Regions from separate parts of the Homo sapiens genome. Here region 2 is linked to region 1. The links are chromatin loops, found by intact Hi-C in ENCODE. Cell type or tissue: heart left ventricle. All regions are shown on one strand. Each heading gives the region's core, and the rest is flanking DNA. Links, peaks and the distances in the headings are about the cores only.

The links. Peaks named below come from ENCODE experiments on the same cell type or tissue, not always from the same donor. Only the 100,000 strongest peaks of a DNase experiment are listed, where the experiment ranks them.
Region 2: it touches region 1 in a loop (28-fold over the local background); 1 of 110 quality-filtered maps calls a loop at or near these places.

The regions. Positions count from the first base shown.
Region 1 is chr22:23,572,461-23,576,841 of GRCh38, forward strand. It overlaps IGLL1 (immunoglobulin lambda like polypeptide 1), which reads right to left. Exons shown (of 3, transcript NM_020070.4): 2 at 2,507-2,622; 3 at 665-1,125. The coding sequence ends at 806. It overlaps LOC105372957 (a long non-coding RNA gene), which reads left to right. Exons shown (of 3, transcript XR_938078.2): 3 at 563-638. Among named protein-coding and RNA genes, the nearest start is that of IGLL1, 5.6 kb to the right of the region's middle. In heart left ventricle, for the core only: no CTCF peak of the experiment used is centred there; a DNase peak (open chromatin) is centred at 2,621.
Region 2 is chr22:25,315,845-25,320,225 of GRCh38, forward strand. It overlaps the pseudogene IGLL3P. Among named protein-coding and RNA genes, the nearest start is that of CRYBB2, 98 kb to the left of the region's middle. In heart left ventricle, for the core only: no CTCF peak of the experiment used is centred there; no DNase peak of the experiment used is centred there.

The DNA of each region.
Region 1 (4,381 bases), core at 382-4,381:
ATGATGGAGCACCTATTACCCTTCTTGCACTGGTTCCTGGGGAGCTCAGAGCCTATTTTTTGAAAGTGTCCTGATCCTCTTGCAGGCCTTTCATGTGTGTTTCCTTCCTGGCTTCCTCCTGTTTTTCTCACACCTCTGAACCTGCTGTCAGGTGAAAAATCAAGGTGGGCCCAAAATGTAAGAGCTCATGAATTTGATGGTGTTGGAGTGTCCTGGACAGTCCAGCCCTCAGGGGTGGGGAGCTGGGCAGAGAGGAAGGAGGGCATTCCAGGGGCCAGGGCTAGAAGCAGAGGGACTCCAGGCCCAGAGTAGGATTTCCAGGCTGAGGAAAGAGAGGCCGTGGGTGGGTAGAGGGTCCAGACCAGGACAGGGACACAGGGTGTATCTGGAGGCTCAGTCAGAAATAGCTCCCTCTAGAAAGTAGGCAGCGAGTCGGGGATTGAGCTGCAAGGAGGAAGGGGAGGAGGGAGAGAATGGAGGGACTGGTGTCCAGTGAGCCGACTCCTATCCTGGCCTATTTCCCCAGGGGACACCCCTGGGAGACTGTGATCCTCTCCTCCAGGCTACTTTCCCACTGGTGCCAGGATTCCCCCAACGCCACACTGAGAACCCAGGAGAAGCATCACATTATATGAGAGATAAGAAATGAAGAGAGGGAGCAGGATTTCTGGTTGACAAAGAGGGTATTTATTTAGGGTTTACTGGGTACAGGGAGAAGGGCTGGATGGCTTGGGATGCAGAGAGAGACCCTTCCCCTGGGATCCTGCAGCTCCAGGCCCCTTTGGGTGGGGTCGGGGCTGGGAACCTATGAACATTCTGCAGGGGCCACCGTCTTCTCCACGGTGCTCCCTTCGTGCATGACCTGGCAGCTGTAGCTTCTGCGGGACCTCCACTGCTCGGGCGTCAGGCTCAGGTAGCTGCTGGCCGCGTACTTGTTGTTGCTCTGTTTGGAGGGCGTGGTCATCTCCACGCCCTGGGTGATGGGGGTACCATCTGCCTTCCAGGTCACCGTCAAGATTCCCGGATAAAAGTCATTCATGAGACACACCAGTGTAGCCTTGTTGGCTTGGAGCTCCTCAGAGGACGGCGGGAACAGAGTGACCGAGGGGGTGGCCTTGGGCTGACCTGTGTGGACAGAGGAGGGGGTGAGAGATGGCAGAGGGAGTGTGGGGTGTTGTGGAGCGCCTCTCTCTGTCTAAAGTCTCTGGGAGGGTTCATGGTGTGGCCGCCTGGTCCACCCAGGGCCTCTCCTTCCCTCCTCATTCCCTCCTTTCCACTGGAGCCCTCTGGAGAGCAGACAGCCCTGTGCCTTCCTAGGAGCCCTTCCCAAGTCACCTTTCCCAGGTGTCCTGGCCCAGCCCTTTCCTCTGCAGCCTCGGTTTCCCCGTGTGCACCCAGGGCAGGCTGTGCTCCCTCCTTCCTGGTTTCTGGAGTCTGAGTTTGGAATCTAGGGGTCTCCCTCACAGCACACAAAACTATACTGGCAGGATGTGGGGAGACCCAAGCCTGGCATGGCCTGGAGCTTCCCATCCCCTGGGGCACCAGGCTGTGCCCCAGCCTGGCCCACTCAGCTCTCCTGGTGAAGCGTGGGCTCCACCCAGACACACCCTGGGGCTCTGCCGTCGCCCCTGTCCCCACCAGCCCGACCACAGGACCCTTCACATCGGCTGGGTTCTTGGGGCTGCTCCCCCAGACTTTGGGGCACCGCAGCCCCCATGCCCACCCCAGCAGCCTCTGATGCCCCTGGACTTCACCTGGCAGCCATGGAGTTCTCTGCACTCCCGTTTACTCCCCGCTAGTCACCTTCTGAGTCTAAGGTGCCCTTCCTCAAATGAAGGTGGGAGGTCGACCCATGAACAGAGAGACACCAGGCCCCAGAGATGACAGGGCTCCAGGGACAGGCACATCTCTGCACTAAGAGACCCTCTCCTTTCTGGTGACTGTCCTGGGAGGGCTGGGCTCTGGGACCTCATCCGTTCCTCTGTGTCCCCATGCCCTGAAGACCCAGCAGAGGCCACAGAGCTGCAGCCTAGACCCAGAGCCCTCTCTGTGCCCTCCATTGGTCTCCCCTGGGGGTGACCCCTGTGTCCCCAGGCCCCCGTGTGGCCCTCCCAGGCTGGATGGGCATCCAGCCCTCAGCCTAGAACCTGGGGTCCCAGGGACTGTCTCTAAGGCCACTGCAGGGCCCCTCATCAGAACCAGCCTCTGTCCCTCACTCAGACATCTGCCCTGGGAGAGGGGAGGAGCCCTGACCCCGCCCAATCCCAGCCCAGGCCCTGGGACCAGGCTGTGTCCTGCTGTTGGAACCTGAAGGCGGCTGCTCCCACTGTGGGGGCCCTTCCTGCCATTACCCTGAGACTAACACATCTCCTCCAGGCCCCATGGACAAAGGTAGGGGTCAGTGCTTAAGGCTGGGAGGGCAGAGGGGAAGAAGCCCCAGAGAGAGAAAACACATTTTCCAGAGACAGGAGAGGGTGGGACAGCCTGGGAAGTTAGAGCCACTTACTTAAAACGGTGAGCTGGGTCCCGCTGCCAAACACATGCGTCACTGAGTTATGCTTGGATTGAAACCCCCGGGGCCAGCACCTGGGGCCAGTCCAGGAGCCGCGCTGGAGCAGGAACCTGCTGGGAGTGAGGGGCACAGGGCTGCAGTGTGTAGGCTGTGACCCAGGCACAGGGTAGGGGGGTGGCCAGTGTCCCAGTAGTGTCCCCCAGTAGTGTCTCTGTGCCTGTCCCTTCTCTGAGGCAGGTGCTGCCCCAGCGTGTGTCCCCCTCTCTGAAACTGTTGGTGCTGATGGCAACGCTGGGCCCAGTAGGTCCCAGCAACTCCCTGAGTGACACATCCCCTCAGGCAGCTGTGCCGTGTGGCTGAGGAGTCCTCAGCTGGCTCGGACCTGTCCACCTCACTTGGCCTCATTTTAAGGGCCTCTGAAATCTGCCACAAGTGTCCCCAGTCAAGGAGGCTGACTTCCTCCCTGGACCAGGACATTGGGTCATTCCTGACTCAAGAGGAGAGTCCTCTGCTTTTATATCTACCCATGGAGATGCAGCTCAGTCTCACTTTGTTCATGAAGCCTTTTCTGATCATTCATTCCATCCGTCCGTCCATCCATCTGTCCATCTGTCCATCTATGCATCTGTCCATCTATTCATCTGTCTTTGCATCCATCTATCATCTGTCCATTCGTCCATCCATCTACCTGTCCGTCCATCCATAAATCCATCCTGTCTACCAGGCACTGTGTGCTGGGGACATGGTGTGGTCCCCCAGGCTCTCACCCCCATCTCTCCCAGGCCATGGTCAACAAGGCCCTCCTCATGGTCATGTCCAAGGTCCTTCTGCTGTACCTGGTGTCTCCGCTGGATGCGACACAGGGCTGGCCCCTCTTTCCAGTGACTCTTTTCCCCTTGGGGTCTGAGACTCCCCTTTCCTCTTCCCCTGGCATCTGTTTCTCCATGGCCCATGCCTGGCTGCTGACTCCCCAGACCCCACCCAGACCTCTTTCTTAGCCATTTTCACACTCTGTGACCCCCACTATTGCCCACATGGTGAGGCTGGAGTCTATCCCAGCTCCAAACCCTCTCAGCTCCTCAATTGCCTACTGACCTTGCCCAGTGGGCTACCCAACAGGAGCCTCAAACTAATCACGTCCAGAGGAGATGACCACCTTCCCCCAGCCCAGCTCATTTTCTGTCTTCATCTCATCACAATGACCATGGGCGGTCTCAACCCCTCAGCCAGAAACCTGGAGTCCCTGGACTCAGTCACCTCGCCTCCCACACTGAAATGGCTTCTGCGAACTTAGCTACTGCATCTAGACATTCTTTTTTTTTTTGAGACAGAGTCTCGCTCTGTTGCCCAGGCTGGAGTGCAGCCTGGCAACAGAGCAAGACTGTCCCAAAAAAAAAAAAAAAAAAAAAGAAGTGTCATATTGATCTCTCCCTCTCTCTCCTGCTATGTACAGTCCCATTTCCTTTTATTTTTTTGAAATGGAATTTCACCCTTGTCGCCCAGGCTGGAGTGCAATGGTGCCACCTTGGCTCACCGCAACCTCCACATCCTGGGTTCAAGCGATTCTCCTGCTTCAGCCTCCCGAGTAGCTGGGATTACAGGCATGTGCCAGCACACTTGGCTAATTTTTTGTATTTTCAGTAGAGACGGTGTTTCTCCATGTTTGTCAGGCTGGTCTCGAACTCCCGACCTCAGGTGATCTGCCCACCTTGGCCTCTCAAAGTGCTGGGATTATAGGTGTGAGCCACCACACCCCGCTCCATTTTTATACATAGCATCAATATTTCCACTTTAACTATTTTTAAACGTACAGCTCCGTGGCACTAAGTACATTCACACCGTTGGGCAACCTTCACCACCATCCATCTC
Region 2 (4,381 bases), core at 87-4,086, 1.7 Mb after region 1:
TTGGCCTCCCAAAGTGCAAAGGGATTACAGGCATGAGCCACCGCACGCTGCCTTTTTTTTTTGTATTTTAGTAGAGATGGGGTTTCATCATTTTGCCCAGGCTGGTCTTGCACTCCTGAGCTCAGGCAATCCACCTGCCTCAGCCTCCCAAAGTGCTAGGATTACAGGCGTGAGCCACCGCACCTGGCCCAATATTACACTTCTTAAATGCACTTCTCATTTCTTAATTGTCTGAAATGTTATATTCTCATAATTTTAAAAGAATAAAGATTTTTTTGGGGCCGGCATGGTGGCTCACACCTGTAATTCCAGCATTTTTGGAGGCCCAGGTGGGTGGATCACTTGAGTTCAGAATTTCGAGGCCAACGTTGCCAACGTGGTGAAACTCTGACTCTATAAAAAATAGAAAAGTTAGCTGGGTGTGGTGGTGCATGCCTGTAGTCCCAGCTACTTGGGAGGCTGAGGCATGAGAATTGCTTGAACCCAGGAACTCCGGAGGCAGAGGTTGCAGTGAGCCGAGATTGCACCACTGCACTCAAGCCTGGGCAACAGAGAGAGACTCAGTCAAAAAAAAAAAAAAAAAAAAAAAAAGCTGGGGGTGGTGGCTCACGCCTGTAATCCCAACACTTTGGGAGGCTGAGGCAGGGAGATAATGAGGTCAGGAGTTCAAGACCAGCCTGACCAATATGGTGAAATCCCGTCTCTACTAAAAATACAAAAATTAGCCGGATGTGGTGGTGCACGCCTGTAGTCCCAGCTACTTGGAGGCTGAGGCAGGAGAATCGCTTGAACCCGGGAGGCGGAGGTTGCAGTGAGCCCACATGGTGCCACTGCACTCCAGCTTGGGTGACTGAGCGAGACTCCATCTCAAAAAAAAGAAAAAAAATTTTTTTGAAAATAAAAAATAAAGGCTGAGCATGGTGGCTTTATGCCTGTAATCCCAGCACTTTGGGAGCCCGAGGCAGGTGGATCACGAGGTCAGGAGTTCCAGACCATCGTGGCCAACATGGTGAAACCCCATCTCTACTAAAAATACAAAATTAGCTGGGTGTGGTGGTGCATGCCTGTAATCCCATCTACGCTGGAGGCTGAGACAGGAGAATCATCTAGAACCTGGGAGGCAGAGGTTGCAGTGAGCTGAGATCATGCCAGCCTGGGTGACAGAGCAAGACTCTGTCTCAAAGGAAAAAAAAAAAAGGAATGTCTAGATGCAGTAGCTAAGTACGCAGAAGCCATTTCAGTGTGGGAGGCGAGGTGACTGAATCCAGGGACTCCAGGTTTCTGGCTGAGGGGTTGAGACTGCCCATGGTCATTGTGATGAGATGAAGACAGAAAATGAGCTGGGCTGGGGGAAGGTGGTCATCTCCTCTGGACGTGATTAGTTTGAGACTCCTGTTGGGTAGCCCACTGGGCATGGTCAGCAGGAAATTGAGGAGCTGAGAGGGTTTGGAGCTGAGATAGACTCCAGCCTCACCATGTGGGCAATAGTGGGGGTCACAGAGTGTGAAGATGGCCAAGAAAGAGGTCTGGGTGGGGGCTGGGGAGTCAGCAGCCAGGCATGGGCCATGGAGAAACAGATGCCAGGGTAAGAGGAAAGGGGAGTCTCAGACCCCAGGGGAAAAGAGTCACTGGAAAGAGGGGCCAGTCCCATGTCATATCCAGCAGAGACACCAGGTACAGCAGAAGGACCTTGGACATGACCATGAGGAGGGCCTTGTTGGCCATGACCTGGGAGAGATGGGGGTGAGAGCCTGGGGGACCACACCATGTCCCCAGCACACGAAACAGTGCCTGGTAGACAGAATGTATTTATGGATGGACGGACAGGTAGATGGATGGATGAATGGACAGATGATAGATGGATGCAAAGACAGATGAATAGATGGACAGATGCACAGATGGACAGATGGATGGACGGACAGACGGAATGAATGATCAGAAAAGGCTTCATGAACAAAGTGAGACTGAGCTGCATCTCCATGGGTAGATACAAAAGCAGAGGACTCTCCTCTTGAGTCAGGAATGACCCAGTGTCCTGGTCCAGGGAGGAAGTCAGCCTCCTTGACTGGGGACACTTGTGGCAGATTTCAGAGGCCCTTAAAATGAGGCCAAGTGAGGTGGACAGGTCCGAGCCAGCTGAGGACTCCTCAGCCACACGGCACAGCTGCCTGAGGGGATGTGTCACTCAGGGAGTTGCTGGGACCTACTGGGCCCAGCGTTGCCATCAGCACCAACAGCTTCAGAGAGGGGGACACATGCCGGGGTGACTCCAAGGCTGTGGGCGGCACCTGCCTCAGATAGAGAACAGGCACAGAGACACTACTGGGGGACACTACTGGGACACTGGCCACCCCCCTACCCTGTGCCTAGATCACAGCCTACACACTGCAGCCCTGTGCCCCTCACACCCAGCAGGTTCCTGCTCCAGCGCGGCTCCTGGACTGGCCCCGGGTGCTGGCCCCGGGGGTTTCAATCCAAGCATAATTCAGTGAAGCATGTGTTTGGCAGCGGGACCCAGCTCACCGTTTTAGGTACGTGGCTCTAACTTCCCAGCCTGTCCCACCCTCTCCTGTCTCTGGAAAAATCTGTTTTCTTTCTCTGGGTCTTCTTCCCCTCTGGCCTCCAGGCCTTAGGCATGAAACCCTCCCTTTCTCCTTGGGGTCTGGGGGAAGTGGGCTAGTCTCAGGTCAACTGGCTTGAAGGGCCTCTACAGTGGGAGCAGCCGCCTTCAGGTTCCAACAGTGGGACACAGCCTGGTCCCGGGACCTGGGCTGGGATTGGGCGGGGTCAGTGCTCCTCCCCTCTCCCAGGGCAAGTGTCTGAGTGAGGGACAGAGGCCGGTTCTGATAAGGGGCCCTGCAGTGGCCTTAGAGACAGTCCCCGGGACCCCAGGGTCTAGGCTGAGGGCTGGATGCCCATCCAGCCTGGGAGGGCCACACAGGGCCCTGGGGACACAGGCGTCACCCCAAGGGGAGACCAATGGAGGGCACAGAGAGGGCTCTGGGTCTAGGCTGCAGCTCTGTGGCCTGTGCTGGGTCGTAAGGACATGGGGACATAGAGGGATGGGTGAGACTGGGTGAGGTCCCAGAGCCCAGCCCTCCCAGGACGGTCACGAGAAAGGAGAGGGTCTCTTAGTGCAGAGATGTGTCTGTCCCTGGAGCCCTATCACCTCTGGGGCCTGGTGTCTCCATTCACAGGTCGGCCTCCTGCCTTCATTTGAGGAAGGGCACCTTAGACTCAGAAGGTGACTAGCGGGGAGTAAACGGGAGTGCAGAGAACTCCACGGCTGACAGGTGAAGTCCAGGGGCATCAGAGGCTGCTGGGGTGGGCATGGGGGCTGTGGTACCCCAACATCTGTGTTAGCAGCCCCAAGAACCCAGCCGATGTGAAGGGTCCTGTGGTTGGGCTGGTGGGGACAGGGGCGACGGCAGAGCCCCAGGGTGTGTCTGGGTGGAGCCCACGCTTCACCAGGAGAGCTGAGTGGGCCAGGCTGGGTCACAGCCTGGTGCCCCAGGGGATGGGAAGCTCCAGGCCATGCCAGGCTTGGGCCTCCCCACACCCTGCCAGGTCAGTTTTGTGTGCTGTTGGGGAGACCCCTAGATTCCAAACTCAGACTCCAGAAACCAGGAAGGAGGGAGCACAGCCTGCCCTGGGTGCACACGGGGAAACTGAGGCTGCAGAGGAAAGGGCTGGGCCAGGACACCTGGGAAAGGTGACTTGGGAAGGGGTCCTAGGAAGGCACAGGGCTGTCTGCTCTCCAGAGGGCTCCAGTGGAAAGGAGGGAATGAGGAGGGAAGGAGAGGCCCTGGGTGGACCAGACGGCCACACCATGAACCCTCCCAGAGACTTTAGACAGAGAGAGGCGCTCCACAACACCCCACACTCCCTCTGCCATCTCTCACCCCCTCCTCTGTCCACACAGGTCAGCCCAAGGCCACCCCCTCGGTCACTCTGTTCCTGCCGTCCTCTGAGGAGCTCCAAGCCAACAAGGCCACACTGGTGTGTCTCATGAATGACTTCTATCTGGGAATCTTGACGGTGACCTGGAAGGCAGATGGTACCCCCATCACCCAGGGCGTGGAGATGACCACGCCCTCCAAACAGAGCAACAGCAAGTACATGGCCAGCAGCTACCTGAGCCTGACGCCCGAGCAGTGGAGGTCCCGCAGAAGCTACAGCTGCCAGGTCATGCATGAAGGGAGCACTGCAGAGAAGACGGTGGCCCCTGCAGAATGTTCATAGGTTCCCAGCCCCCACCCCACCCACAGGGGCCTGGAGCTGCAGGATCCCAGGGGAGGCGTCTCTCTCTGCATCCCAAGCCATCCAGCCCTTCTCCCTGTACCCAGTAAACCCTCAGTAAATATCCTCTTTGTCAACCAGA